Regions from separate parts of the Homo sapiens genome. Here region 1 is linked to region 2. A link is an interaction called in ENCODE POLR2A ChIA-PET data of the cell type or tissue named here. Cell type or tissue: OCI-LY7. All regions are shown on one strand. Links, peaks and the distances in the headings refer to the core of each region. The heading gives the core; the rest is flanking DNA. Region 1 overlaps AFG2A (AAA ATPase AFG2A). Region 2 has its middle 31 kb from the start of SPRY1.

Region 1 (15,830 bases), core at 4,190-9,189, 220 kb after region 2:
AATTCTCAAGGAATGATACTAACATTTTTCACTTTTGTTATTATCGTTTGGAAACTGTTAATGTCACCGGCTTTGGATTTAAACAGATTTAATACTAGTATATAAACTACTGACTACTAACTTTGTGGAAGTTTTAAATTCCCTAAACTTCAGATTCCCCTCATGTAAAAGGAAGAGATAATGAAAAGTGCTTAACATATTAGCAGATTGAAAGTGCATTATTTGCTACTATTATTAGGTGTGCAGTAATCTAATTGCTTAATTTGTCATATAACCAGTGAGTTTTATCTGAAGGACTCCTGTGTAATTTACAAGATGAAATGAAGAAACTGAAGCCAACTTTAAGGCTTTTATGTCTTTTACTCTGTATGTTCCTCTTCCCTGATGTATCTGTCCACAGTTTTCAGTTTCATTCAAAAATTGGGCAACTGAGTAAAAGAGCTGGCCCATGTATGCAAGTTCCATCAGTGTGGCCAGGTAAAATTATTCTCCAAATTGAAAAATGAGTAATAGAAATGGTAAGAAAAATAATTATTAATTATTTTTTAAAAATTAACTCTATGCAAGGCACAGCCTCTAGAACCACCACAGGAAGAGAGTGAATCTCTGCCTTTTAGAAGCTTCCAATTTCGGGATAAACAAAAAGATAAACAGCAATGTAAAGTCATATGCATTAAATGCTGAGTGGATCTTCTAGCCTGTATGTTCTAAAGAAAATGGAAAAGAGAAAAAAAATTATTGTCTTAGGAAAATAATTGCTTCCAGTACATTTTCAAAGCCAGTTCCACTTTTCCACAGGTCCATCTACTGAAAGATGAAACCAAAACCAACAGAAGACTACAAGGCCATTCAGAACTATTCATAAACTAGTATGACCAATTTCATCAAGTAATCAAGAAACAAAGTTCAAGTTCCTATGACTCTGAAAATTTTACAACACAGGTTCTTTGAGGTCACTTTTCCTATGTTTCAAAAACTGACTATAAAAACAAGTACTTTTCCCCCAACTTTATTGAGAGAAATGCTTTTGCTTTTAATCATATCTAACATTTAAGACAGGTTAAAGAAAGGAAATATCCCTTTTAATTATGGAGCTTTTTAATTACTGTGTGGTTTACAACAGTCTCACTTACAAGTCATCGTCCTTTCAAAACTAAAGCTAGCATCTCTCTTTATAGTATTATTTACTGGCTTCCCTTGCATCTGGCACCCAGGTCAGTGCATAGCAGATCAAACTATAATCTGAGCTCAGATCACAATGAAACAAAAGCCAAGGAAAGCCCAGTTAGCATTACTATATTACTTACAGCATGTAAATAAGCTGAATTAGATAATTTACATTTTATCCTTACATTAATTGAACTTTGCTGTGCAAGCCAGAAAGGTATCTATTAGAAAAAAATATTAAAAGCAAATGAAGCCAACAGATATATAGAGCTAAACAATGAGAACACGCTCTTTTCAAAATTTCCATCAGATCTATAAGGCAGTATAACAGAAAGAAAATGATTACAGTAATTCCTAGAGCAACTGGAAAAGTTGTCAACCCCATAGGTGTAGATTATTCTTGAGTTTTTCTACCCATTTACTGCCTTTTCCCCAGGTATACCACACAAGTTAATTCATTTATCCACTCACTCAACATCTGTGGAAATACTTCCTAGTACTAAACAAAAAGTCTGGGCTAACGAATACAAAGATGAAAACATTATATAGCATTACGATGAAAACATTATATAGCCCTTACAAAACACCAGTAGTCTGTTGCTGGTGAGGCCTGACTTTCTGACTGAAAAGAAGGAAAAATAGATTTAGCTTTCTAAATGTCCTTTCAGGTTAAAGGAAAAAAAAAAAAAAAAGAGAGAGAAGTTTATGCATATCCCTGAATGAAGTCAAGCTTTGGGTTCAGGAGTATTTTTATTTTCTCCCCCATGTATGAAATTTTAAAATCATTCATCCACCGAGAAATGCAAAGCATTACATTCTATTCTTCATGTTTCCACAGATTGGAGACTAACTTTATTAGTATATAATGCCAATTTATTAACATAATTTCTCCTTATTTCCTCTTAGTAACACTTAAGTCATGCCTTCTTTAAACTCTTGTACCTATATCAGCACAAATACTGTACTTAGTTATTTGCCCGAAAATTGGAAAAGCTCATAAGAAGGTGGGTTACTGACAATGGATAAGAGCCATATATACATCAACCATTGCAAATTCCATCAGATCTTGGAAATCCCTAGAAAGAAAGGCACAGATGTGATATACGTTAATTATCAAATTGTGAAAGAGAAAGTAGATGTTGATAGGTCTCCCAAAAGATTATTTATAGTTAATGTAATAGCGACGACTGCTGAAAACTTGCTGAAATATTTTGTAAAACAGGATTACATTTTTTAACATTAGAATTGAAAGGGAAAAATAAAGCAATTGAAGGTACAACAACTTAAAAATTTTAGTGCTAAAGTCGGGTGTGTATCTTTGATAATCTTTCTTTTTTTTTTCTGGAAAAACTAATAATACAGGGTGAATACCCCTTATCTGAATTGCTTGGGACCAGAGTGTTTCAGATTTCAGATTTTTTTTGGATTTTGTAATATTTGCATTATACATACTTACTGGTTTAGGGTTGAGCATCCCAAACCTTAAAATCCAAAATCCTAAATGCTCCAATGAGCATTTCCTTCAAGCATTATGTTAGAACTCAAAAGTTTCAAATTTTGGAGCATTTCAGGTCTTGAATTTTCCAACTTAGAATGCTCACCCTGTAATAGCTATTGCGTCTCAAGGCCTCACTTTACAACAAATTGTAAGCCAAATGATTCGTATAAATTATCTCTTCTGATCCCCTAATATTTCTACAAAAGAGTTATCATTCCTATTTTAAGATCCATGTATACTGCAGATTATTTTTAAGGGAAAAGCAAGTAGTTATGCAATCCTGTATTAGGTAAAGAAGTACTTTTCACAGCCATTCTTGGTTTTCCAGCTGTTGGGAGATTAACCCTGAGAGAGCATCTAAAGAACTACCATTCTCTTAAATTAAAGGCCACAGAATGAAGTGAAGTCTATGACAGATTACCAAAGTTAACGTATCTCAAGTTGTTTAAGAGGGACATGAAATCAACAATGAATAGATTCCTTGGAAATATGACAATTTAAAGATGAAAGAAAATTACTCACATATATAATACAAAATTATATCTGCTTTATCCAAATGTTAGTTTTTCTGATGCTTTCTAAATTAAATATATTTATTTATATGACGAACATTCACCAAAACTTAAGAGTACCAGGAACCATGCTAGACTAGGCCATGAATAAAACATGACTGCTGTCTACCCAGGCCTGTGAAAGACTTTACATCTATGATAGCACTGTAGTAACTACCAAGGCTATATGCATGTGTACTTACATGCATGCATACATACATTCATTCCTACATTTGACAAATGAGTAACTCTATGTAATAAGGTATTGTTCTAGGTCATGTTCAGTGATAATTAGTATCCAAAAACAATTAAAAACTTCACAGTGATACAGATATTTAATGCCAAACAGCCAACCTCTCTTGCTAAATTCTTCGCAAAAATATAACCTATATTCACTGTCAGCTGTCCCAGTTGTGTCTATATAACATTAAAGAAAGGAGGAAAACATCAAGGAGTTTTAGATGATGAGATGAGTCAAAGACCATACGAATTCAAATAGTCAACCTAAAGCTCTAAGGACAATACTGCCAAGGAATGGTCTTAAAATACATATATCCCCCCTTTTAGGAGGGGTCACGTTTGCTACAAAAAAGTGGCAAGTGAGTAAAAAGGCAACCCACAGAATGAAAGAAAATGTTTGCAAATCATCTATCTGATAAGGGATTAATATCCAGAATATATAGGGAATACCTAAAACCCAACAACAACAAACAAAAAACAAACAACCCAGCTCAAAAGTGGGCAAAAAACTTGCATAGACGTTTCTCCAAAGATGCAGATCGAGCCTCTACTTACAACGGAGTTCCATTCTGATAAACCCATCAAGCTCAAAATATTAAATCAAAAAAATATTTAACATACCTACCCTACTGAACATCATAGCTTAGCCCAGCCTAACTTAAACATGCTCAGAATACTTACATTAGCCTACAGGTGGGCAAAACAAATCTGGCAACACAGTACACTATAGAGTAACACTGTTTTTTTGTTTGTTTGTTTTGTTTTGTTTTTGAGACCGAGTCTCGCTCTGTCACCCAGACTGGAGAGTGCAGTGGGGCAATTTTGGCTCACTGCAACCTCCGCCTCTGGGTTCAAGCGATTCTTCTGCCTCAGTCTCCTGAGTAGCTGGGACTACAGGCCCACGCCACCATGCCTGGCTAATTTTAACTTCCTAGTCAATGCAGCAGAAATGTAATATAATTTTTAAAAGCACCCAGAACAACTGGGAGATCAATGCCTACCAGAACAAGCAAGTCCCCTAGTGAAAAATTCCAATTCACCACAAAGTTATTCTTTTTGTTTTGCTAGAAACTTTCTTTTAAAATCATGTCTTTTCTAGAGAACAGACTTTTAAACACATGAAAACAGTAACTATTTTACATTCTATTATCCATGGTAAAAATATGCTGTGGACCTTGCCTGTTATGTCCAAAATTAGTTGCAAATCATGAAATCTCAAAATTGTGTGTTATATTCTAGATGTCATCTCACCAGGACAGAATACTATGAAGTTATTAGTTATGCAATCTAGATGCTATAATTAATGTAGGCTAAAATGACACGAGCATTTTTTTTAGTAGTTTCATGACAATGTTAACTTTTGTTCCATGTGGGGTCAAATTTCCATGTACCACCAAACAAGTAAAATCTTTCTCATCCTACAAGTGTTACTTTAGTGAACTTAAATGTAAAATTTTAGATTTGTTTTCAGTAAACTCCATATTGTGAAAATGTTATATAATGTTAAGATTATTATTACCATGAATATAAAAATTAGTATCTTGTCAAAGTTTAAAAAATGGGAATACACATAGAGCAATGTGATAATAAGCAATCAACTTTAAAAAACAAGTATACAAAGGGTTACCCTTAAGTAGTTTTAAATAAGAAGCAAATTTAATTCAGTATTTTTCAATTGAGAGATTTATAATGCCTGTGGCATTACAAGAAAGAATCGCTTTTTTAAAAAAAAAAAAACCTTATCCTCTAAGGGAGGTGTTGTGACACAGAACAGGTGTGAAGCATTGACTCAATAAATAAGCCTAACATATCATCATATATCAATCATTTAGAAGGCTATTTGCATTATTTTCTATTGTGATGTTGGAATGTAAGTAAAAGAAGAAAACCAGAATTTTAAGCACCAAATCCATTAAGCTATGTACATCTAGCACTCCCAACTACTGAAACTGAAAGCAGATTCAATTTAAAAAATAAGAGTGGTTGACAAAGGATGGATTTTTTCACTTACTCATTCTCCCGTATCAACAGCTTTATTTCCTACCTGTCATTTACTCAACTAAAGGTTAGATATTCTGAAAACAGGTTTGTTTACTTTACATATCAGGATTGAAGGAAAGAAACGAAATATAGTACAGTATTTATTTTCCTGAAACAGTTACCAAAATTTTAGCCTTCAAGAACTATGGTATACCAAAGAAAAGAGTAAATCCCTTGATCTCTCAGTGACCTATCTGTTGATATTTGCCTACTCCTGAGGGCTGCTTGAATACCTGAACAATTTGTTTTATCCTGGAAACCTATTTCTCTGCTATGACTGAAAAATAATGGGTATCAGTCTGAAAACAGAAAAAGCTCATATTAAATAATAGGCTTATAAAATTTAATAGAATGTAGAACTTGAATGATTCAGAAAATCAGTAACCATTCACAAAATAAATGGTTCCCAAAATTGCTCCTATTTATGGCCAAACCATAATGTAATAATGTGGCAATTTTTGTAAAGCATGTAATGCAACATAAGTTTTGACTTAAATGAAAGATAAAAGTACACCTCATAATGACTAGTCATTAATCCAGGTATTGCTTTATCAATCTAATACCCTGAAACTTACTGAGTATCTTAATTCACTAATATGAAGTTTAAATTGCCACTGAAGTATATTCTTTATTACTACATTTGTAAAACTAGAATTTACACTGTTACCTGTGGCTTTTCCAAATCAAAATTCTAACTGACAGATGGATCAAGTTTTAATCTTCAAATATTGGTGCTGATTTTCTCAAATCTTTAAAAGTTATTTGATTCCAGAAAGAAAGAAAAAATAAATAAAAGATGGTTGTGTCTGAGACCTGAGGCTATTAAGAAAGAAAACAAAACTACAGGTTGGTTAAAGGAAGTCTGTAGAATTATTTCCCTACTGGTTTTAATGAATGTTTCTGAATGACCTTTGAGTACCAGTTCATTAAGAACAAGACAGTGATTGCTACAGAATCAGGAAAGGGAATGCAAAGAGAAAGTTGCCAAATTCAAAGGCTTTTAAAGTATTTTCACTCTATGTACTTGGAAATAATTTGTTTCATAGGCATCAAGCTTTTGTCTTAATATTTACATCTGTTTTATCTCCTCATTCAAGAAAAGCTATAATATAATCAAAGTTACAGAAGAAACAGATAGCTATTAAAAATTCCAAAATTTAAATACCTCTTAAAACCACATGGTTAATAGGAACATTTTAGGTGGATAATGTAAAGAGTATTCCCATTTCACTGGTAAGGTTTGAGTCTGATTAAAAATTCTAGTTCTTTGATATACATATATTTTATACATATACATGTATATGTGTTTCTAAATTTGAATTTATTCAACTCTGGTATCCTAAGAAAAAATGTAAATCTTATTTTTGTTATTATTATTCACTAATAGTATAAAGTATGGTTCCCAGTCTGTCGGTTGTAGGCTCCTGGGCTTGAAGACCTATAAATACCAAATATTACCTTAAAAAAATGAAAAAGTATATTTTGAATATATTTATTTTTTTTCCAAATGTTAAGTGTACGCTGTTATGATTACAAAAAATAGATAATTAAAGTGTTACACAACTTGCAGTAGTATTTTCCCATAAGGTATTTTTAAAATTACACTGAAAAAATTTAACTGCAATTATGTGGGAATCACAAATTGTTTTGATTCCAAAACTAGTTCAACAATATCAAAAATGTTTAAAGTTTCTGGAATACATTTAAGAGCTATCTTAAGAAGTATGAAATATGTCTTAAAAATGAGAAAATAGTAAGCTTTTATGACAATGAAATTAGAACACTCAAAGAATGTGTAAATTTAGAAGTCATACATACTTAGAGGTTTGTCATAAACATAACTATTATCTTAAGTAAAATACAGGCAGTAGCATTGTGGTCAAATGTGCAGACCCCAAAACCAGACTCAGAGTACAAATTGCAGCTCTGCCACTTAGCTGTGTTACCTGGGGCAATGAAATCTCTTTGCAAGTCAGTTTTCTTATCTATATCAACAATCTCATACTGAATTTAGGAAATATCCCAAGAAAGGAGGCATGGACATAACGTTATTTTCCATATAATTGCACACTATAGGCTGAAATTAATATAGAATAAAACAAATAATTAAAGGATGCATAACAAGCAGTACAGAAAAGATTAAGAGAAGTGTGGGCTAAAAGGCAACTTAATGTTGTCCTTTGTGGCAGACACCCAGCTGTCATCAAATATCCATTTTCCCTATCTTCTTGACCTAGATCATTGTAAGGGTTCTATACTAATGTATAGAAACTTCAAGTGATAAAATATTAACTCTAAGTAGACTGTGAAAACTTAGATGTGAATATTGTAATTGCTAGAGCAACACACAAAACAAAGAAATTTTAAAATGCCAGTAAATGAATTAAAGTAATAAAAAATATTCCAATAATTCAAAAGAAGGCAGAAAAAGGAAAACCGAAGAATGAAAAACGGAAGCAAACAGCAAACAATAAAGTCACAGACATAAACCCAAACATATGGAAATTTATACTAAATGGTATAAACACAACTTTAAGAAACCTGATTAAGACTGTACAGCAAACAAGATACAAATTGAATGCTATCTATATGAAAGTCAACTGTAATAAAATAATACATACATGTTAAAAGAATGTAAAATGAGACCACGTGATCACCAGCAAAAGAAAAGTGGATTGATTGTGTTAAAATCTGAGGAAGTTAGATGTCAGAATACAAAAATTACCAAGAGATGTAGAGGGTGCAACAATTGATAAATGTGAATGCATCTAAGAATAGAGCTTCAACACAGATGAAGCAAAGCTGAAGAAAATGAAAGGAGAAATAGAGAAATCCACAATTACACTTGGAGACTTCATCATTTCTCTCTCAGGAACCAAAAGAATAGACCAAATAGAAATTCTTCAAGAATATCAAATACATGAATAGCAGCATAATCAACCAAAGTGACCTAAATCAGGGGTCATCAACCCCCGGGTTGTGGATCAGTACCAGATTGCAGCCTATTAAGAACTGGTCTGCACAGCAGAAGGTGAGCAGCAGACAAGCAAGCAAGCATTACTGCCTGATCAGCCGCACCGTTAGATGCGCACTCATAGAAGTGTGAACCCTACTGTGAATTGTGCGTGCAAGGTATCTACGTTGTGTGCTCCTTATGAGAATCTAATGCCTGATCTGAAGTGAAATAGTTTCATCCCGAAACCAACCCCCGCCCCACACCTGTGGAAAAATTGTCTTTCACAAAACTGGTCCCTGGTGCCAAAAAGGTTGGGGACCACTGACTAAATGACCTCTATAAAACACTGCACCCAACAACAGACTACATTCTCTTTTTTTCTTTTTTTTTTTTTTTGAGATGGAGTTTCACTTTTGTTGCCCAGGCTGGAGTGTAATGGCATGATCTCGGCTCACTGCAACCTCTGCCTCCTGGGTTCAAGCGATTCTTCTGCCTCAGTCTCCCAAGTAGCGAGGATTACAGGAATGTGCCACCACGCCCAGCTAATATATATTTTTTTTTTTTGAGACGGAATTTTGCTTTTGTTGCCCAGGCTGGAGTGCAGTGGTGCGATCTCGGCTCACTGCAAGCTCCACCTCTCGTGTTCACGCCATTCTCCTGCCTCAGCCTCCCAGGTAGCTGGGACTACAGGCGCCTGCCACCACCCCAGCTAATTTTTTTGTATTTTTTTTTTTAGTAGAGACGGGGTTTTACCATGTTAGCCAGGATGGTCTCGATCTCCTGACCTCGTGATCCGCCCGTCTAGGCCTCCCAAAGTGCTGGGATTATAGGGGTGAGCCACCGCACCTGGCCTAATTTTGTATTTTTAGTAGAGACCGGGTTTCTCCATGTTGGTTCGGCTGGTCTAAAACTCCCGACCTCAGGTGATCTGCCTGCCTCAGCCTCCCAAAGTGCTGGGATTATAGGCGTAAGCCACCGCACCCGGCCAACAGACTACCTTCTTTAAAAGAGCACACAGAACAGTCGACAAGTTAGGACAATGTCGTGGGTGATCATAAAACCCACATATTAATTTACATAAATTAATAAATGTAAAGACTAAAATCATACAAAGCATGTTTTCTTACTAGAATGATTAAATTATTAGTTAAAGACACTGAGTTACTGAAAAATTTCCAAATATTTGGAAATTACAAATCTTTTACTTCCTTGTTTACTAATTGTTTTACTTATTTTTTCATACTATTGTAAATGAGATTGTTTTCTTAATTTTTTTCAGACAGTTTGTTGTTAGTGTAAAACAAAATGCTACTGGTTTGTGTAGGTTGATTTTGTACCCTGCAACTTTATTGGGTTTATGAATTCTAGCAGTTTTGGGTGGAGTCCTTAGGATTTTCTATATATAGCTGTCCCTCAGTATCTATGAGGGATTAGTTCCAGGCAACCTGGAGGATACTAAACTCCATGGATGCTCAAGTCCTTTATATAAAATGGCATAGTATTTGCATATAACCTATGCCTATCCCATATACTTTAAATGATCGCTAGATTACTTAAAATACCTAATACATGTAAATGCTATGTAAACGTTGTTATACTATATTGTTTGATGAAGAGTGACAAGAAAAAAGTCTGTAGATATTCAGCAGGCATAACTATCCATTTTTTTCTGAGTATTTTCAATCTGTGGTTGGTTGAATCCAAAGATGCAGAACCCACAGATACAGAGGTGTAACTGTATAAGATCATGTAGTCAGCAAACAAAGATAATTTCACTTCATCCTTTCCTATTAGGATGCCTTTTATTTCTTTCTCTTGTCTAATTGCTCTGGCTAGGACTTCCAGAACTATGTTCAAAAGAAATGGTGAGAATAGGTAAGCATCTTGTATTGTTCATGATATTAGAAAAAAAGCCTTTAGCTCTTCAGTATTGAGTATGCTGTTAGCTGCAGACTTGCCATATATGGCCTCTACTGTGTGGAGGAACATTCCTTCTGTACCTAATTTGTTAGATTTTTAATCATGACAGGATGCTGAATGTTGTTAAAGGCTTTTTCTGCATCTATTGAAATGATCATGTAGTTTTTGTCCTTCATTCTGTTAATATGGTAAGTCACATTTATTGATTTGCTTATGTTGAAGCAATCTACATTCCAGGAATAAATCCCACTTGATCTACTGGTAAATGATCCTTATAATGTACTATTGACTATGGTTTGCTAGTATTTTGTTGAGAATTTTTACATCAATGATCATCAGGAATACTGGCCTATAGTTTTGTTTTGTAATGTCTTTGTCTGGCTTTGGTAAGAGGGTGATTCTGGCCTCATAAAATGAGTCTGGAGGTATTCCCTCCTCTTCAATTTTTCAGAAGAGTTTGAGGAGGATTAGTATTAGCCCTTCTTTAAACGTGTGGTAGAATTCAGCCATAAAGTCATGTGGTTCTGGGCTTTCCACTGATGACAGACTTCTACTTACTGAGTCAATCTCCTTACTAATTATTGGTCTGTTCAGATTTCCAATCTCTTGATTCAGTTTTGTTATGTTAAATGTTTCTATCCATTTTTCTAGGTTACATGATTTGTTGACATATAATTGTTCATAGTAGTTTCTTATGATCCTTTGCAAAAAAAAAAAAAAAAATCCTAAAATTCATATGGAATCACAAAGGCCCAGAATAGTCAAAATAATCTTGACCAAAAAGAACAAAGCTGGAAGCATCACACAAACAGATTATAAAATATACTGCAAAGCCATACCTAGCATCAAAACAGACACATCAACGAATGGAATAGGACAGAGAGAGCAGAAATAAATCCACATGTCTATAGTCAATTGATTTTTGATGATGATGCCAAGAACATACAATGGGGAAAGGACAGTCTCTACAATAAGTGATGACGAGCAAACTGAATATCCACATATAGAATAAAAATGGACCCTTTTCTCACCCCTTATACATGAATCAAGTCAAAATAAATTGAAGACTTAAGCAGAAGACCTGAAAATAAAACTACTAGAAGAAAACCTAAGAGAAAAAGCTCCACAGACAGAGATTTCTTGGATATAACCTCAAAAGCACAGGCAATGAAAGCAAAAATAAACCAATGGAACTGCATTAAACTAAAAAGCTTCTGCACACCAAAGAAACAATAGAGTGAAGAGAAAAACCCCAGATTGGGAGAAACATATGCAAATCATACATCTAATAAAGAGCTAATATCTAAAATATACAAGGAACTCAAACTACTCAATATCAAGAGAACACATAACCCTATTAAAAACTGGAAAGAACTTCAATACACATTTCTCAAAAGATACACAAAAGTCCAACAAATACAAGTGCTCAATATCTCTAATAATGAGAAATGCAAATTAAAACCACAATGAGATGTCACCTCACATCTGTCAGACTGGCCATCAGAAAGATGAAAGACAGTAAGTTTTGGCAAGGATGTGAAAACTAGGGAATCCTTATCCACCGTTAGTGACACTGTAAATTAGTAAAGCCATTTAAGAAAACAATATAAAGTGATATTGTAAATTAGTATAGCCATTTAAGAAAACAATGTCTAGGTTACCCAAAGAAGTAAAAACAGAATGACCATATGATTCAGCAATCCCACTACTGGGTATTGTAAAAGGTATCAGAATCAAAATGAAGTCACCTGTGTCAAACTCAAACAAAAAATATATATAAATAAAGCTAGGAGTTTACAAAGGGAGGCCACACACACACACACACACACGCACACGCCTATGATAGGAACTATAACAGACACTGTATGAAGGACTCTTAGGCACATATGCCTGTAACCACAACGTTCTAAACTGCAGATTGTTACAGGAGTCACAAGGACAGCTAGCCAGATGCACAAGAACACTTGCCTGACACAGTTTCCACTAAAGAACTGGTGTCAGCTCCTGTGATAAGCCCCGTAACCAATGTTGTCATTGTTTCAAAATAAACTACTACTTTTCTCCTTTACCTTTAAAAGCATCCCCTTGCCTGAACCTCTTTGGATATGCCTGTGGTCCCCATAGGCTGCATATCCCAGAACTGCAAATCCTCTATGCAGTCTCGAACAAACCCATTATCTTCGGAGAACCTCTCTGCCTGCTATTTAGGTTGGCAATGTATACACAAAGGATTGAAATCGGCTGGGCGCAGTGGCTCACGCCTGTAATCCCAGCACTTTGGGAGGCCTAGGCGGGCGGATCATGAGGTCAGGAGATCGAGACCATCCTGGCTAACACGGTGAAACCCCGTCTCTACTAAAACTACAAAAAATTAGCCGGGCGTGGTGGTGGGCGCCTGTAGTCCCAGCTACCGGGGAGGCTGAGGCAGGAGAATGGCGTGAACCCAGGAGGCGGGGCTTGCAGTGAGCCAAGATCGCACCACTGCACTTCAGCCTGGGCGACAGAGCGAGACTCCGTCTCAAAAAAAAAAAAAAAAAAGGATTGAAATCATTATGCGGAAGAGATGCGGAAGAGATGCCTTCACTTCCATGTTCATTGAAGCATTATTCACAATAGCCAAGCTATGGAAACAACCTGTGTCCATTGACAGAGAATGAATAAAGAAAATGTGATGTGTGTGTACACATGCAAATATATATGCACATATATATATATATATATGTACACACATCATGTTTTCTTCGTCCATTCTTCTATCAATGAACACTGGTTGTTTCCATAGCTTGGCTATTGTGAATGTACATATATGTATACACACACACACACACACAAATATAATTCAGCCATAAAAAAGAAGGAAATCTTGCCATTTGCGACAACATGGATGAACTCTGAAAACATCACGCTAAGTGAAATAAGCCAAACACAGAAGGACAAGTACTACATGATCTCACTTATATGTGGAATCTAAAAAACAGCTGAACTCCTATTAACAGAGAATAGAATGGTTGGGACCTAAGGGTTGGGAAAAGTGCGATATTAGTCAAAGGATACAAACCCTCAGCCACAAGATGAATAAGTATTAAAGACCTAATGTAGAGCATGGTGGTGACTACAGTTAATAACAATGTATATGTGTCTGTGTATATAAACATCATGTTGTACACTCTAAAGATATGCAATTTTTGTTTGTCAATCATACTTCAATAAATCTGGGGGGGAAAAGGCCAAGAAGCACATGAAAATATAGTGAAAATCACTAATCATTAGGGAAGTACAGATCACAATCACAATGCATGTCGCCTCATACCCATTAGGATACATACTATCAAAAAAGAAAAAAGAAAAGAATCAGAAATTTAAAACCTTGTTCCCACTATTGGAATGAATATAAAATGGTGCAGCTGCTGTGGAAAATAGTATGGCAGTTATTCAAAACATTAAAAATAGAAATACTATATGATCTAGCAATTTCACTTCTGAGTACATATCAAAAAATTGAAAGCAGATCTCAAATAGATATTCACACACCATGTTTGTAATACCACTATTCATAATAGCCAAGAGGTGGATACAACCTAACTGTCCATCTACAGATGAATGGATAACAAGATGTGGTATATACATATAATAAAATATTCAGCCTCAAAAAAGAAATTCTGATACATTATATAACATAAAATAATCTTGAGGACGTTATGCTAAATTAAAATAAGCCAGTTACAAAAGACACATACTGCACAATTCCACTTATATGAGGTATCCAGAGCAGTCAAATTCATAGAAACAAAGTAGAAAGGGACTGGGGGGAGGAGGTAATGCAGAGTTGTTTAATGGGTACAGATTTTCTGTTTTCCATGATGAAAAAGTTTTGGAGGCTGTGCAACAATGTGAATATACTTAATACTACTAAACTGTAAACTTAGAAACTGCTAAGATAGAAAAGAAAAATAAACAGTTAAGATGGTATCTTTTATGTTATGTGCTTTTTTACCGCAATAAAAAAATAATTTTAAAAATCCCCATAGGAGACATTATACATAAGTAAAGAGTTGATTTTAAAAAAGGAAATTGTACTTCTTCAAAACTAAAATTTTTTGCTCTGTGAACTACAGTGTTAATAAAAAGAAAAGACAAGCTACAGATTAAGAGAAGGTTTGTAATATGCTCGATAAAGGATTTTGATCCAGAATACGTAAAGAAAACAACCCATTGAAAGGGTAAAAATTGATCCAAAGAAAACATTTCACCAAAACAAAATGTTCAAATTACAAATAAGCAAATGAAGAGATGCCTGATATTGCTGGTAATAAGAGCAATGCAGATTAAAACCACAATAAGATAATACTATATAACTAACAGAATGATTAAAACTAAAGAAAAAAAAAACACTGACAATAACAAGCACTAGCAAGTATGCAGGGCACCTGGAATGCTCATATATTGTTGGTGGGAATATAGTTCAGGCAATCTGGAAAGTAATAGGGCAGTTTATATAAAATTAAGCATACAGTTAATTACCCTATGATTCAGTAAATCCACTCCTAGAATCATATTAGATATAAGAAGTTTTGTTCACATAAAAACCAGTCTGTGAATGTGTACTGCAACATTCTTCATAGCAAAAGCTGCAAACAATCTAAAATGTCCTTTATTGTTTATTATGTATAAACAAACTGTAGTGCATCTATATAGCGGAATAATACCCAATAATAAAAAAGGAACAAACTACTGATACAGTAACACAGACGAATCTCGAAAACATGTGAAATAAAAGAGGTTATACTCAAAGATGACATGTGCATGATTACATTTATATGACATTTGGGAAATGGGCAAAACTACAGGACAGATCAGTAGTTGCCAGGGGTCAGTGGTGGAAAGAAGACATCCCACCAGTGGTGGCTGCAAGAATAAATTTTTGGAGTAAATAAATTGTTTTGCATTGTGATTGTGTTGGTGGTTACCCAATTCTATGCATTTATCAAAACTGACAGAACTGAACCTGGCATCGTGTCTCACGCCTGTCATCTCAGTACTTTGGGAAGCTGAGGTGAAAGGACTGCTTGAGGCCAGGAGTTTGAAACCAGCCTCAGCAACATAGAGAGACCTCATATCTACATAAATTAAAAAATATATATATATTAGCTGGGAACTGTGGCCTGCACCTATAGTCCCTGCTACTTGGGAGACTGAGGTGGGGGATGGTTTGAGCCCAGGAGTTTGAGGTTGCAATGAGCTATGATTGCACCACTGCTCTTCAGTCTGGGCAACAGAGTAAGACCCTACCTCAAAAACAAAACAACAACAAAAAACCTCACATAACAGTTACCAGCTATGTTGGTCAAGTTTCTTAACCATCTGTGTTTCAGTTTCTCACGTGTATGATCAAGGATGGTAATAGAATTTACTTCATAAAATTAAGATTATATAATTATATATATAATTTAGAACAAAA
Region 2 (15,830 bases), core at 7,178-12,177:
CAGGCATGTGTCACTATGCCCGGCTAATTTTTTGTATTTTTAGTAGATAAGGGGTTTCACTGTGTTAGCCAGGATGGTCTCGATCTCCTGACCTCATCATTACAGGCATGAGCAACCATGCCCAGCCTTTTTCTTTAAACTTAAACAGAAAGCCAGCCAGCCTTCCTTCCTTCCTTCCTTCCTTCCTTCCTTCCTTCCTTCCTTCCTTTCTTCCCTCCCTCCTTTCTCTTTTTCTTTCTTTCTTTCTTTCTTTCTTTCTTTCTTTCTTTCTTTCTTTCTTTCTTTACTTCTCTTCTTCTTTTTCTTTTTCTTTCTTTTTCTTTTTCTTTCTTGAGACAGCCTGTTGCCCAGGCTGGAGGGCAGGGGCATGAACATGGCTCACTGCAGCCTTGACCTCCTGGGCTCAAGCAGTCCTCCTGCCTCAGCTTCCTGAGTAGCTGGGATTACAGGCATGAGCCACTACGCCTGGTCTTTCAACTTCTTAAATGTAGAGTGGGAGTCTTGTGTGACCAATAAAGTCACAGATGAAATAAACCTTTGCCCGTTGGAATGAAATAGTGTATTTTATCCATGGATAGCAAAAAGGAGATTTGTTAATAGTTTCTAATTCCTTTAGCTCATTTGATTAAAAACCAATGGGTGATTTCATATTCTCATTTCCTAACCTTAATAAACTATCTTTCACAGATCTTCATTTTGCAGTCATTTTAATACATTATTTAGTAGTGTCACATTTACAAACACCTGTTATTTCCCTTTTGCTAGAAGTTAAACATTTATTTCACTTTTGCCAAAATTTAGAACAATTAAAATACATACTTAACTAAACTTAAACTAAATTACCTAAGGCTTCATGCACGGTCTTGTTTCCATCGCTCAATAATGTGAAAGCACCTCAATTTGTTTGGCAATTACTTACTGTAATTTTTAATTTAGTTTAATTTAACTAATTTATTTACTTTGAGATGGAGTCTTGCTCTGTCACCCAGGCTGGAGTGCAGTGGCACGATCTTGGCTCACTGCAACTTCCGCCTCCCAGGTTCAAGCGATTCTCCTGCCTCAGCCTCCCAAGTAGCTGAGACTACAGGTGCACACCACCATGCCTGGCTTTTTATTTTTTTATTTTTTAATTTTTTTATATTTTTGGTAGAAACAGGGTTTCACCATGTTGGCCAGTCTGGTCTCAAACTCCTGAGCTCAGGTGATCCACCCACCTTGGCCTCCCAAATTGCTAGGATTACAGGCATAAGCCACCACGCCCAACCTGTTACCTCCTTTTAAATGTAGGTTTTAGTACTAGAGAAATGTGCTCATTTAATCTAAATCTCCTCTAGGAAAAGTACATGAGATCCACGCTTATGACAATACAAAGCATAAACTGTGTTCTCAGCAAATTTTAGCTGAGAGTCACTATTATTATTCCTAAGAAGGTTTGTTAGTATTAAATTCATTTTCTCCAACATCCATAGGGCAGAGATAAGAATGTTTAAGATTCACAGACCCCACTCCCAGAGATTATGATGATGGTGGAGGCACAAGAATCTGCATTTCTATAATAAGCACATCCAGAATTTGGATGCAGGTAGTGCACAGTCAACTTCCTGAGACAGAGCGGCAACCCTCTTCCAGAGCTGGCATCCACCTTCCTATGCCGTGGGGCCTGGTGTGCTCAACTGGGCATTGTCTTAATCCATTTGTGTTGCTATAAAGGAATACCTAAGACTGGGTAATTTATAAAGAAAAGAAATTTGGCTCACAGTTCTATAGGCTGTTCAGGAAGAATGGTGCCAGCATTTGCTGCTGGTGAGGCCTCAGGAAGCTTATGATCATGGTGGAAGGCAAAAGTGGAAGTCAGTGCATCACATGTCAAGAGAGAGAGTGAGAGAGGAGGAGGAGGTACCAGGCTCTTAAAACTAGCTCTCGTTTGAACTAATAGAGTGAGAATTCACCCATCACCAAGGGGATAGCACTACCACATTCAAGGGCATCCGTCCCTATGATCCAACACTGCCCACTAGGCCGCACCTCCAACCCTTGGGATCACATTTCAACATAAGATTTGGAGGGGACAAACACCCGAACTATATCAGGCATCTTTATTACAGGACTGTCTTATTCTTAAGTTTCTAGCTGCAAAGACTCAAAATACAGCTCATTTGACAGTGTCCAGACTCCACCCCTATTTAATTTGAGTCTCATCCTACTGATTGACTACTACAGACACTGGTGCTGATCATCTGTTTTGTATACATATGTATTTGTATTAGTCTGCTAGGGCCGCCATAACAAAATTCCACAGAATGGGTGACTTAAACAACATAAATTTTTTTTCTCACAGTTTTGGAGGCTGCAATGTCCAAGATCCAGGTTCTGGCAGGGTTCAGTTTGTGGCAAGGACTCTATTCCCAAGCACCTACTTGGTGCTTCCTCACATGACCTTTCCTCTCTGTGTGTACATGGCGGGGAAAGAGAGACAGAGAGAGAGCTCTTTTCTTCCTGTTATAAAGTCATTGATCCTATCAGATAATGGACCCTTCCCCATATGACTTTATTTAGCTTTAATGATCTCCTAAAGGCCCTGTCTCCAAATACAGTCATATTGGGGGTTAGGGCTTCAACATATGATTGATTCTGGGGGGATACAGTTCAGTCCATGGCAGTATTTATAAACAAACCATGGGGGTGTATATCAACTTATTAAAAAGTAGATGAATATGGATATGTAAAATAGAGTTCACATAATGTTTACTGATATTCACAATTATTTTAAGATAATGTTTAATCTTCATATTCCATCAAGAGATCCATACCTTACAGTTAAACTTCCAGTTATAATTATTACTAAGAAATACTATATCTGGGCCATAGACTCTTATCATAGAAGAAATAAATTGCAAAATGATATGCTATGAAGAAGATTGCCTTTTCTGGAAAAAATATTGTTAATCTGTGCTTCAATCTAGCATCACATAGCAAATTTCAAAACTTTATAGTTTTTTTAGAAATTATTTTTTACATTTTTTGACTGGGTAATATTTTTACGTGTCAAAATTAAAAAGTATTAAAACATACAAAAATTCTTCATCTACCTAGTTCCTAATCCTCTCAAGAGGTAAAAAGCAACCACAGCTATTAGGTTCTTGAGTGGCCTTTCAAAATTTTTAATGTTCAGACCAGAAGTTATTAATATATGCATTTTTCAATTTATTCCACCATTTTAATATAAATGGTAACATATTCTGCTTTTTTACCTTGTCTTTTTGACATAATATTATATCTTGGACATATTTTCACATCAGCAGATAAATATCTTCACTCCTGTTTACAGCTGCACAGTATACTGTATGTAGTTCATAATTTATTTAACAGTCTCCTACTTATGGGCATTTAGGTTTTTTCTAATCTTTTTCTATAACAAGCAATGCTTCAATGAGTAAACTTCCTCACTGTTATATGAATGTATCTTCAGGATAAAATCCTTGAAGTGGATTGGCCAGGCTTATGTTGTCATTTTGCTATCTCTATTTCCAAATGCCCATCTTTAGGCATCGTACAATTTTTCACAGCCATTAGAACAGTTAAAGACAGTTTATTTCCCCAAAGCCTGACCTACACAGTGCAACATCAAGTGTTTGAATGTGTGTCAATCAGATAAGTAAAAAAATGGTACTTCTGTGTGGTTTTAATTTACATTTGTCTTGTAGTAGTACAAGAACATATTTTGAGATTATATTAATGATCATGCATATGTCCTTATCTGTGAACAAATTGTTCAGCTATCAATTTGTCTATTTTATTCCATTTATCGAAAACTCATTTTGAATGTATTTATATTTGTTGTTGTTTTCTGCTTTCCAATTTATTATTTTCTACTTTTATTTTTCTACTTATTTTATTTTATTTTCTACTTTTGCATTTCTCAGTATATCGTCTTGTTCTTAAGACAATTTATAGTCACTCTTTTTTTGCTTAATGATATAAGCATTTAAGGATAGGATGTTTCACTCTAAAAATTGTTTTAGCAGCCGGGCGTGGTGGCTCATGCCTGTAATCCCAGCACTTTGGGAGGCTGAGGCGGGCGGATCACAAGGTGAGGAGATTGAGACCATCCTGGCAAACATGGTGAAACCCCGTCTCTACTAAAAATACAAAGAAATTAGCTGGGTGTGGTGGTGGGCGCCTGTAGTCCCAGCTACTTGGGAGGATGAGGCAGGAGAATGGTGTGAACCTGGGAGGCGGAGCTTGCAGTGAGCTGAGATCGCGCCACTGCACTCCAGCCTGGGTGACAGAACAAGACACCATCTCAAAAAAAAAATCGTTTTAGCTGTATCACCTATGTTCTGATATGTAGTCTTTCTAATCTTTGTATTTTCTATATATTTTCTAATTTTCAGTTTGTATTGTCTAATTTTCAGTTTGTATTTTCTCTTTGAGCCAAGAAGTGCACATTTTATTGCTTTCTGCTTTTAATTTCCATGTGGTAGAGGTTTTTATTGTTGTTAATAAATGAATTGTTTTCATCAAAATTGGACAATTTTATCCATATTCTTTTTTTTAAATTATTATTTTGAGATGGAGTCTCGCTCTGTTGCCCAGGCTGGAGTGCAATGGCATGATCTCGGCTCACTGCAACCTCCGCCTCCCAGGTTCAAGCAATTCTCCTGCCTCAGCCTCCCAAGTAGCTGGGACTACAGGCACATGCCACCACCCCTGGCTAATTTTTGTATTTTTAGTTCAGATGGGGTTTCACCATATTGGCCAGGTTGGTCTCAAACTCCTGACCTCATAATCCACCCACCTCAGCCTCCCAAAGTGCTGGGATTACAGGTGTGAGCCACCGCACCCAGCCATATATTCTTTAAACTTTTAGGAATTTATTGAGGTTTCCTTTGTGGGTTAGTATAAGGTTTCAGTTCAGAGCACTTTAAAAAAAGATATGTTCTCTATTCTTTTTTTTGAGATGGAGTCTTGCTCTGTCACCCAGGCTGGAGTGCAGTGGTGCAATCTCAGTGCACTGGAAGCTCCGCCTCCCGGGTTCACGCCATTCTCCTGCCTCAGCCTCCCAAGTAGCTGGGACTACAGGTGCCTGCCACCATGCCGGGCTAATTTTTTTGTATTTTTAGTAGAGACGGGGTTTTACCGTGTTAGCCAGGATGGTCTCGATCTCCTGACCTTGTGATCCGCCCACCTCAGCCTCCCAAAGTGCTGGGATTACAGGTGTAAGCCACTGTGCCCAGCCCGATATGTTCTCTATTCCTAGGAGGGAAAGCTTTATATATTACAGATCTATCTACTTATTCATTATATTATTTAGGTCTTCTGTACCTTTTCTCTTTGGAATTCTTGATCTCTTATGAACTGAAAGCCAACAAATCTACTAGTAGCATACTTCCATCAACTTTTTTGAATTTTTTATCATTTCTGCTTTATGAAAGTTGAGGCAATGTTATTTGGTATAGTGAAGCCATGACTCTGAGGGCTTTATTCTGAATTGTACTCTGTAGTATTCCTCTTTGCCTCAAATAATGGTTTTGTCTTGAATTCCTTCCCCTCTGATGATTGCACCTGTGCTTACCTTGCATTTTCCTAACATGTCTTTCCTCATCCTTTATTTTCAACATTTTAAAATCATTTTCTTTCAGATATATCTCTTGCATATAGCATGAAATGGAATTTTGCTTTGTGGTTGTATTTTTTGTTGTTGCACAACAACGTAGAACTTAGAAGCATATATATTTATTATCTGATGGCTTATGTAGGCCAGGAGTCAGCTGTGCCTAGCTGGGTACTGCGCTTAGCATCTCATGGGGCTGCCCTCAAGGTTGTTGGAGCTGGAGGCTTGATTGAGGAAGCACGGTCTCCAAGCTCACTTAGATTATTGGCAGAATTTGTATACTTGTGCTTATAGTACTGAGGGTTCCAGCTTTTTGTTGGCTGGAGCTGGAACCCGCTCCCACTCCTAGAAGACAACAGTTCCTAGGGGCTGCCGAGTGCAGAGATCACAGGGGCTTTCCCGACATGGCTGCTTAATTCATCAAACCAGTAAGAAATGTCTCTAGAGAGAGCTGGCTAGCAGGATGGAGTCTTATGTAACTTACGATTAAGAGAGTTACATCCCATTATCTTTGCCATATTCTACTGGTTAGAAGTAAATCATATTCCCCTTTCTCCCAAAGTGGCAGGCACTATACAAAGGCATGTATTCAGGAGGCAGAGGTCACAGAGGGCCATCTTAGAGTCCATCAACATAGTGACCAAATCAGAATCTCTTTTTCTTTCATTTGTAAGTTTAGCCTATTTTTGTTTGGGCATTATTCTGAAATATTCCTTTGTGTTTTTTGTTTTCATTGCGTTTTTAGGTGCGTGTCTCTCTCTCCCTCTCTCTGTGTGTGTACGTGGGTGTGTGTGGCTTTTTTTTTAGAGACAGGGTCTCACTATGTTGCCCAGGCTGGCCTTGAAACCTGGCTCAAGTGATCCTGCCAATTCAGTTTATAGTGTTGTTGGAAGTCTTCCATTATGTGAATTCTTTGTTTTGTGTTTTTTTGCATGTTATTCTTCTAGCATTTAGAAAGGTTCTTATTTTTGTTGTAGTCTTTTGATTTTTGTTATTGTTACCTCATTTACTAACCTTAGTCTTTTATTCTTTAGACAACATCTACTGGTGCCCTACTATAGGCAATGGTGAAACGAGTATATTTCCCCTTAGTTTTCCAGGCTAGTTGCTGCCTCTCTGCTGCTGCTGCTCTAGAGATAGATAGACTTCTTCCTGCACACGTGGCTTTTTGCCTGTAACTATCTTTTCTGCTCTTCTGAACCAACCCGGATCCAAGGAGTCTCCTGCTACAAACCCAGCTCATCATAATCACTGTACCTCCTATTGAAAACATTTGTATCAGTTTGCATAGGCTAGGTTATGTTGTGCTAACAAATGTCCCCCAAATCTTAGTGACTTATAAAAAGGTTTATTTCTCACTCATTTCACTGCCATTGAAGGTGACCTGAGGGTTGACTGTGCTGTATGACGCAGCATCTTTATTCAAATACCCCTCTCTGGGACACTGCCGGTCTTTGGCAGGAAGAGAGGGGGTAGAATCATATGCTGGTTCTTTAAAGCTTCTGCTCAAAAGTGGTACCTGTCACTTCACTCACTTTTCACTAGACAAAGCAAGTTTCATGGTCATGCCTGAGGCGATTGGGGTGGGAAAGATCAATCTTTAGCAAGGATATTTCTGTCCATGGAGGGGCAGAAGGGCCAGGATGACAGGAAAGAGACTAGTGGGGTGGATCAGTCAATATGTTGAGCAAATAATACAATCTATTACACAGGGGGAAAGCTTTCACCCCTCAGGATGTGCTTCTCACCTTCAGTAAGTGTATTTTTGCTGGCACTAACTTAGATCTTTCACCCTGGGCCCTCTTACCCAATAAAGTTTCTCTCTACTTTTCCCCTTCTTCCTCCTACTAACAGCTGCATTTGGTGGCCTTTTACATATTTTAGAGTGTGGAGAATATACCTGTCTCCTAGTTTCACCAAAAATGGAGCATGCTTTCTTTTTTCTTTTTTTTTTTTCATTCTCCTTGTTGCCTTTGGATGATTTCCAGGAGGCAAGGGGGGAATGCTGATGAGTGCAGCTACATTCACACAGAAATCTCCATCTCTTCTTGAGCTGCGTTTCTTTGACATGGCAGGGTATAGTGGAATATGAAAGCCCACAAACTGTAACTTGACCAGTGGATTACATACATGAAAACATTTAAAAATAACTAATGAGTACTAGGCTTAATACCTGGGTGATGAAATAATCAGTACAACAAACTCCCATGACACAAGTTTACCTACATAACAAACCTGCACATGTACCCCTGAACTTAAATTTTTAAAAAAAGAAGAAAGAAAGAAAATTGTATAGTTTTATATTTGTAGAGTAAAGTCAGGCCTTTCTTTTTAGGTGAGTAGGAACTGGTAACTTCACTCTCTTACATTTTCTTGTTTGTACAGTTGGGATATTTGCGATAGACCAATACCACGATGGTTCTGTGATTATAGCAAGACTACAAAATATCCAGGAAAAATGATTACCAGCATAAAGTCAATTACTTGTCCCTCTTTTTTTCCCATTTTTTGTCTGTCCTCCTAGTCCTCCCCTCCAGTTTTGGTGAGTAACTGATGCCACTGGGTTTGCATAGTTCACCTGGGCCATCCTAACACCTGTGTGCCTTTCATAACACCATCATCTCCACTCAGCCTTGACTGCCAATCGCTCTGGGCTATGAGTCAATCTTCTGGATGTTACCTCTCATGTTCACTCATTCATTCAATTAACAAATATTTACCCTATGCCTAATTTCTTCAGCAACTACCTTTCTCTCACTACAACCACATATAGACAGGCATTCAAATAAAAAAATTGTAACGTTGGACGGAAAGAAATATGGCATATTTTTATCTTCAGCTCATTCTCAAATAAAAGCTTTAGAGCCTGGTATAGACATAGATGGATTCAGATTTCTTTCTCAGTTGTAATCACTTTGCAACTATAAACTCAAGCAATAAAAACAATCCTTAGGACATGAAAACACCCAATATTTTAATGAGTAAATAATAAATATGAATATTGTGCCACAGATCATGGCAGACAAGATGATTCTGTGCATCCGTCCTTCTTCCTGCTCCCACACCCCACCCTGAGGATGCTTTACTTTTGCCAAATCACTTCTCATTGAGTGAAGCTGCAGGTGCCAGACTTTTTAACATATTTCAAATATCCATCCTACTTTAAAATCTCAAATTTACTAATTTGAAAAAATAATCTGTCTCAGTTAGGCAGGATTTTTGTTATGTAGGGACTGCAGAATTAATTGGTTGGTAAGCAAAATACTTTTTATAATAATTAGACAATTCTTATGGGGTAGAGGAGGCAGGTATGATGAACAAGAAACTAGAGATATCTGGCACTAACAATAAAACAAAGTGTTGCGGCCGGGCGCAGTGGCTCACACCTGTAATCCCAGCAATTTGGGAGGCTGAGGCAGTCAGATCACCTGAGGTCAGGAGTTCGAGACAAGCCCGACCAACATGGAGAAACCCCATCTCCACTAAAAATACAAAATTAGCTGGGCGTGGTGGCATATGCCTGTAATCATACTGAGGGAGGCTGAGGCAGGAGAATCACTTGAACCCAGGAGGCGGAGGTTGCAGTGAGCTGAGATCACGCCATTGCACTCCAGACTGGGCTTCAAGAGCAAAACTCTGTCTCAAAACAACAACAACAAACAAACAAACAAACGAAAACAAAGTGTTGCATGGGGAAAATGTCATGAGGACATCTTAGGCTGCAGGGATGAGGCAGGCAGGTGGCGAACACAGGTGAAGGGCCCCAGGTATAAGAAATACACAGCCCTCTCAGTCTACTTTCACTTCTCTTTTTTCAGAGATATGGGTACTGAGATGGTTTTCTATTCTAACAAAAACAACATGAGCATTCTGATAAGTGACAGTTCTGCAGCCTCAAGGTAAGTTACCTAATCTGGAGTGATGGGGCCTATGGTGAATTTGAATATGCCTTAGTCTGCTGTCTAAAGGAGGCAGCTGCCACCAGCTCCTGCTGAACACCATCTTGTGGGAATATGGGCCCAGTGTGGGCAGGAAAAAAATGTAAATTAAGGTTACTACTAAGAATATTGCACAAAAAAGCTTCTGTGGGCCCAGGCCCCTTTACAAGGATGGGGCAATTTATTGGCTCTGGCCTTTGGTGAGCAACCTGTGAAATTATCTTCCTAAAGATCACAGTAAGTACCTGGCTCTAATTCCCCACTTGCAAGCATAATGTTTACAATGGGGCAAAGGGTGGTTTTATTTGAAAGAGAAGAAAACTCGCCATCTTGCATTTTTGGGTATCAGACAATAGCAGTCAAAAGTTGCTCTGTGCTCCAAGTGCCCCTCATGGGCCAGGGGATACTCTCTGTTTAAACAGGAGCTTCCCTAAACTTTCAGTCCTGGGCTGGAGGAACTGCTCCATCAGAGTGGATTGGGTGGTCTCCCAGGGACGAGGGGTGTCCATCATGCTCTGCCCCAGTCTCCTGCCAGCTTTCTCTGCAGCCTCCGGGTTTACTTACTTCTTAGCAACTTTTGCTCCATTCTCTCTGCTTTCAGATGTCTTTCTTGGTTTTGGCATTTTACAGGAAGTCTTGGGGGCTCCTCCTGAACAATGCCACTGGGGGAATTATATGCAAAGGTTGATCCTATTTCTTTCCCTGAGGTTTACCAAAGACTGTTTTCTTTACATGATGCTGATAAAATAGGCCATCCTTTTGAATCTATCCTCTCTGCTATTTGCAGCCCTCTCCTTTCATGTCTTCTGGTTTCCACCACCCTGGGGAATTACATTGTTTAGCATTTCCGAGCAAAAAAAGAGCTGTCCTTTTGTTAGATTCTGCCTGTCACTAACCCCACACAGAATGCATACAAATCCATCCCAGCCCTGCTGTCCTTCTACTATGGCCTTCAATGGCCTATATGCAAAGCATGCCCTTTATTTTTCCAGAAACTGTCAGAGTACCCTAGTTCTCCTCCAAGTTAATTTCACATTATGTTACAAAGTGGGCAATGCCAAGTTATCAGAGACTTTGTTACCCACAGCTCTATGGAAGCTGTACCTTATATAAAGGAATTACCTGCCTGTTCCAAACTAGCTCTCTACAGCCTCAGGAAACATGGAATTTACATGTTATATTAGTCAGAGATCTCCAGAGAAACAGAACCATAGGATATTTATGTATTTATTTATTATGAGAGATTGGCTCCCATGATCATGGAGGCTAAGAAGTCCCATGATCTGCCATCTGTCTGCAAGATGGAGGCCCAGAAAAGCCAGTGATGTAGTTCCAGTTCAAGGGCAGAAGAAGACAGATGTCCCAGCTCAAAGAGAGAGTGAATTTGCTCTTCCCCAACCCTTTTGTTCCATTCAGGGCTTCTTTTCTAAGTCTACTGATTCAAATGCTAATGTCTTCTGGAAATACCCTTCCAAACATACCCAGAAGTAATGTTTTACCAGCTATCTGGGCATCCCCTAGTCCAATCAAGTTAACACATAAAATTGACCACTACATGCATAATACCCATTCATTTAACTAGATTAAAAACTCCACTGAGGAAAGAATGATAACATACACAGATTTTTTTATACTAGATCATTTAGCAGAATACATGCATGATTCACGGCACTCAGTAGATTTTAGCTATACTGCTTATTATAAAAGCAAGGGTTATGATTCTGATCATTCAAAACAGGATATGGTTGCAAAAAGTTAATGGAGTCTTTCCTAAATGAACACTTTGATTAACTAAACCTAACAGAGTGAAATTGATATAGGTTGAAGGATACCTAAATGTTCTTATTTCTGTGTTCTGACCGATTCTGACTGTGGCTGTTTGGAGCTATATAAATTAATAATTTGTAAAAAACAAAACCTTCAAATTTGTCTTCTGGATATCCTTCATTTGTCCTTTCTGGATAATTCTTTTTTGGATTCATACAATTTCCTTATTTTGTACAGGATGATTAAGATAACATGTGTTTGGCATTTGTTTACCATGAGTCATGTACCATGATCTTCCTGTCCAATTCAGTTTATTTTTTTTTAAGTAGAAAATGTTCAGACAGCTGGAACTTTTAAGTTCTATTTTTTTCTTTCAGTCCAAGGAAACTCACACATTGAGGCAGTTTTTTAAAGCTTCTACAAATGATCCCACAGTAAGGAAAAAGCTGATAACTCATGCTACTTGGCCAGTGGCCAGATTTGGGCAATCTTTGTAGGAAATTAAATATCTACATGAAGAATGGTCAACTTCATGGCAAAGATGTCTTGTGGGGTCACCTTGCTGTAAGAACTGTTGCTACCATGTCACTTTATCAAGCCCAGGAGGTAGTGTGTGAATTCTGGATGTCTTAATAGTCAAACTAGCAGCCTACTCCACACTCTCCTGGAGGCTAATCTTTTTTTTTTTTTAATGTTTTTTTTGAGACAGAGTTTCACTCTTGTTGCCCAGGCTAGAGTACAATGGCACAATCTCAGCTCACCACAACCTCCGCCTCCTGGGTTTAAATGATTCTTCTGCCTCCGCCTCCTGAGTAGCTAGGATTATAGGCATGTGCCACCACCCCTGGCTAATTTTTTGTATTTTTAGTAGAGATGGGGTTTCTCCATGTTGGTCAGGCTGGTCTCGAATTCCTGACCTCAGGTGATCCGCCCGCCTTGGCCTCCCAAAATGCTGGGATTACAGGCATGAGCCACTGTGCCTAGCCTCTGGAGGCTATTCTCAAAGAGTGGCCAGCCCTGACAGAGGTGGGTAAGGAAGTAGCTCTAAACTTTCAATAGAAAAATAAGAATTCAGGAAGCCCCAAACCATTATAGAAATTCGAAAGGCATCGATGCATTAGAGACTCACCCCCAAAAGCCAAGTGTCTAAGAAACTGAGCATAGACACAGTCAGATATAAATCATGGCCACCACTGGTGGTATTTAGAAAGGGGAAATGCTGGCAAGTGTGTGTCAACAATATTACCCAAATGGATGGCTCACCTGCCACTGACTAGGGAAAACAAGGAGAGTCATAACACTTATGTTTAGCCAGCCACGGTGGCTCTTGCCTGTATTCCTAGCTACTTGAGAGGATGAGGGGAGAGGACTATTTGAGCCCAGGAGTTCAAGTCCAGCCTGGGCAACATAGTGAGACTCCATTTCTTTAAAAAATTAGTAAAATAAAAGCACTCATATTTATATATTGAGGTTTCTTTTATCCTATGAGTTCAAGTATTCACCAATATGGTTTCAGTCATCTTCACAATATTAAAGCTAACATTCCCTTTAGTCAACTTAAGCCATCTCTCATTGCTTGTTCTTAATAGAATTTCATTTTCATAACGTCAGAGCTGCAGGCCTTCCATGTTTCAGCCACCTAAGGGAGGAAGGAAACTGACACTATGGGAGCATCTTCCAATTCAGGCCCCCATACTAGGCACGGTTACTGTTCTGGCAGCTTAGAAGGCCCCCTAGATTTATGCAACCATGGTTTTCTGCTCATGACCAAGATGGCCCACCAGCAGCTGCATTCTTGGAGATTGTAGATGAAACATTTTGTCTGTGGTAGGAAGGAAGCTTGTTGCTGCCGTCTGGCAGGATCATGCTGTTACAGTGTTCCACCTGCTTAGCAGGCTGGTCCGGCTGCAGCAGCTATTTGCAATTCCTCATGTCACTCATGACCTGCCACTACCTCAATTCACACTGCATGGACCTCCCCTTTCCTGCTCTGGGACTTCTGGTTGCCACTGAGCTGTGAGATTCAGTGATATCTCTTGGTGCCCATGCTCTTGCAAGAGCTCATCTGGCCAGCCCATCATGCTGCAGACTGCAGAGAGGCAGGTAGGGAATGCTGATGACTTTTTGTGGCTCACATTGCGGAGCCTCTTGGGTCAGCTTCTAGAAAGATTAGGTCATACACCCGGAAGTGCAGAAAGCAGACACCCTGTGGGCAAACTTTAACCAATGAGAGTGGTAAATAATGTGTCCTCCCTTCCACCACCCAGACAAACCATACTGAGAGTAGGAGAGCTGCAGATGGTTGGGAGGCAGAACTGTGAGAACAGGTAGGCTTGGTTGTACCTGATAGTGAGCTGTGGCTCTCCTGATGATGCACTCTGGTGTGTCTGTCCCCTTCCTTCCCGACCTCTCTGCCCTTTAACCCCCACACATGATTTCCTGGATTGCACTCCCCCATACAAATGTAAGTACATAAGCCTTTGCCTCAAGCTCTGTTTCCAGTTATACACATTATCTCAAAAAAAAAATCCTCAAACAGTTCTAGGAAATAAGTGGTTATTATCTTCACTTATCTGGATGATAAAAATGGAAGTAAGGTGGTAGATAACTTGGCCAAGCTATTAAAAAGCTGAATCAGAATTCACCCAGATCTGACATGACTGTATACAGAATTTAGAAAGCTGCAACAAGCCCCTACTAAACCCAGAGCTGATGCTTGCTTTCTTTGAGTCCAAATTCTTCCACCTGGAAAATGGAACCATAAGAAGTATACTCTGTACTCTACTTAAAAGTAGCCGTTTGCATCTATTTTTTCCCTCCATCACTACTGACATTGCTATTATCTTATGTTGCTCGTATAGATTATGCTGGGCCACATAATCAAGTATCAGATGCACTGTTTCCTGCAATCATTATGAAAATATGGGGAAAATATACTGTATTGAATTACCTACAGCTTAGAATATGAAATAAGTCTATATTCAACCAAATGCATGTATTGGCCTGAAAATTAAAAAATATAAAGTACAGGACAAAGACTTTCCATGTTACATGTGACAGAAACCTAACTCAAACCAACTTAAGCAAAAAGGAGAACTTTTTGGAAGGGTAGCTTATGGAATGAAAGGACAAGCTACAGGAACCTGAAAGGTTAAGTCTTGGGAAAGGCCTCGAACCTCCCTTGGATGGGTCGAATACTCATTCTTGGCCATTCTCTGTGGCCAGGGTATTGGGGTTCTGTAATTGACCCAAACTGGGCCTTGTGTTCACCTCTGTGGTCTGGGGGAAATGTTAGGTGGGATGAGGTGACAGGTATATTTCTAGAACAAGTGGGGAAGGAAGTTTGTTGGACATCCACACACAAACACAACAATCCTACAACACAGAGAAACCAAACGAAACACATGAAACAATTAAGGCCTGATTAAGCGCTAAACAGATCAAAATGTATAGGCATTTGCAGGGAAAAAAAAGGTAGTGTGAGGGAGAACTTTATAGACCAAATGAAATTTCACTTATTTATTCAAATATTTATTTAATGTTGTTCAATATCGAATATGTTAAATATTGAATATTGTTCAATAATATATATTGAATATTGTTCAATAATATTTATTGAATATTATTCTAGGTCCTGAAACTATAGCAGTGAACAAAATAGTAAAAACCAAAAAATAAAAAATAAAAAAAACAACAGAAAAAAGTCCCTGCTATCATGGAGCTTCCATTCTATGGGGAGAGACAGACAATAAACAGGATGAATAAATGAAGTACAGCACAGGGTGCAGTGGCTCATGCCTGTAATCACTATGCTTTTGGGGCCAAGGAGGGTTTCTTGAGGCCAGGAGTACGAGACAAGCCTGGGCAGCAAAGTAAGATCCCACCTCTACAGAAAAATTTTAAAAAGTAGCTAAGCATGATGGTAAACACCTGTAGTCCCAGCTACTTGGGAGGCTGAGGTAGGAGGACTGCTTGAGCCCAGGAGTTTGAGGCTGCAGTGAGCTGTGATTGCATTACTGCACTCCAGCCTGGGTGACAGAGTGAGAACTCATCTCTTAAAAAAATAAATAAATGGCCTGTAATCCTAGCACTTTGGGAGGCTGAGGCAGGCGGATCACCTGAGGTCGGGAGTTCGAGACCAGCCTGACCAACATGGAGAAACCCTGTCTCTACTAAAAGACAAAATTAGCCAGGCGTGATGGTGCATGCCTGTAATCCCATCTACTCGGCAGCCTGAGGCAGGAGAATCACTTGAACCCGGGAGTGGAGGTTGTGGTGAGCCAAGATAGCACCATTGCACTCCAGCCTGGGCAATAAGAGCAAAACTCCATCTCAAAAAAATAAATAAATAAAAATAAATAATTGAATAAGTGAAGTACAGTATATCATATTAGATAATGAGAAGTGATGAGAAGAAGAAAATGTAATTTAAGACAGTCTTTGGAGTTCTTTTTTAAGTAATGAGAAAGGAAGAAGGAAAAGCAGGAGGGGAGAGGAGAGCCTAACCTAAT

Evidence for each region. Peaks named below come from ENCODE experiments on the same cell type or tissue, not always from the same donor. Only the 100,000 strongest peaks of a DNase experiment are listed, where the experiment ranks them.
Region 1: POLR2A ChIA-PET joins it to region 2 with 6 read pairs; 3 of 35 experiments call an interaction of 5 or more read pairs at or near these places.

What each region holds. Positions count from the first base shown.
Region 1 is chr4:123,129,861-123,145,690 of GRCh38, reverse strand. The region is part of intron 14 of AFG2A (AAA ATPase AFG2A); the gene reads right to left. Among named protein-coding and RNA genes, the nearest start is that of AFG2A, 210 kb to the right of the region's middle. In OCI-LY7, for the core only: no CTCF peak of the experiment used is centred there; no DNase peak of the experiment used is centred there.
Region 2 is chr4:123,357,525-123,373,354 of GRCh38, reverse strand. No RefSeq gene overlaps it. Among named protein-coding and RNA genes, the nearest start is that of SPRY1, 31 kb to the left of the region's middle. In OCI-LY7, for the core only: no CTCF peak of the experiment used is centred there; DNase peaks (open chromatin) are centred at 7,384, 8,224 and 9,474; H3K4me3 peaks cover 3,209 bases; H3K27ac peaks cover 4,039 bases.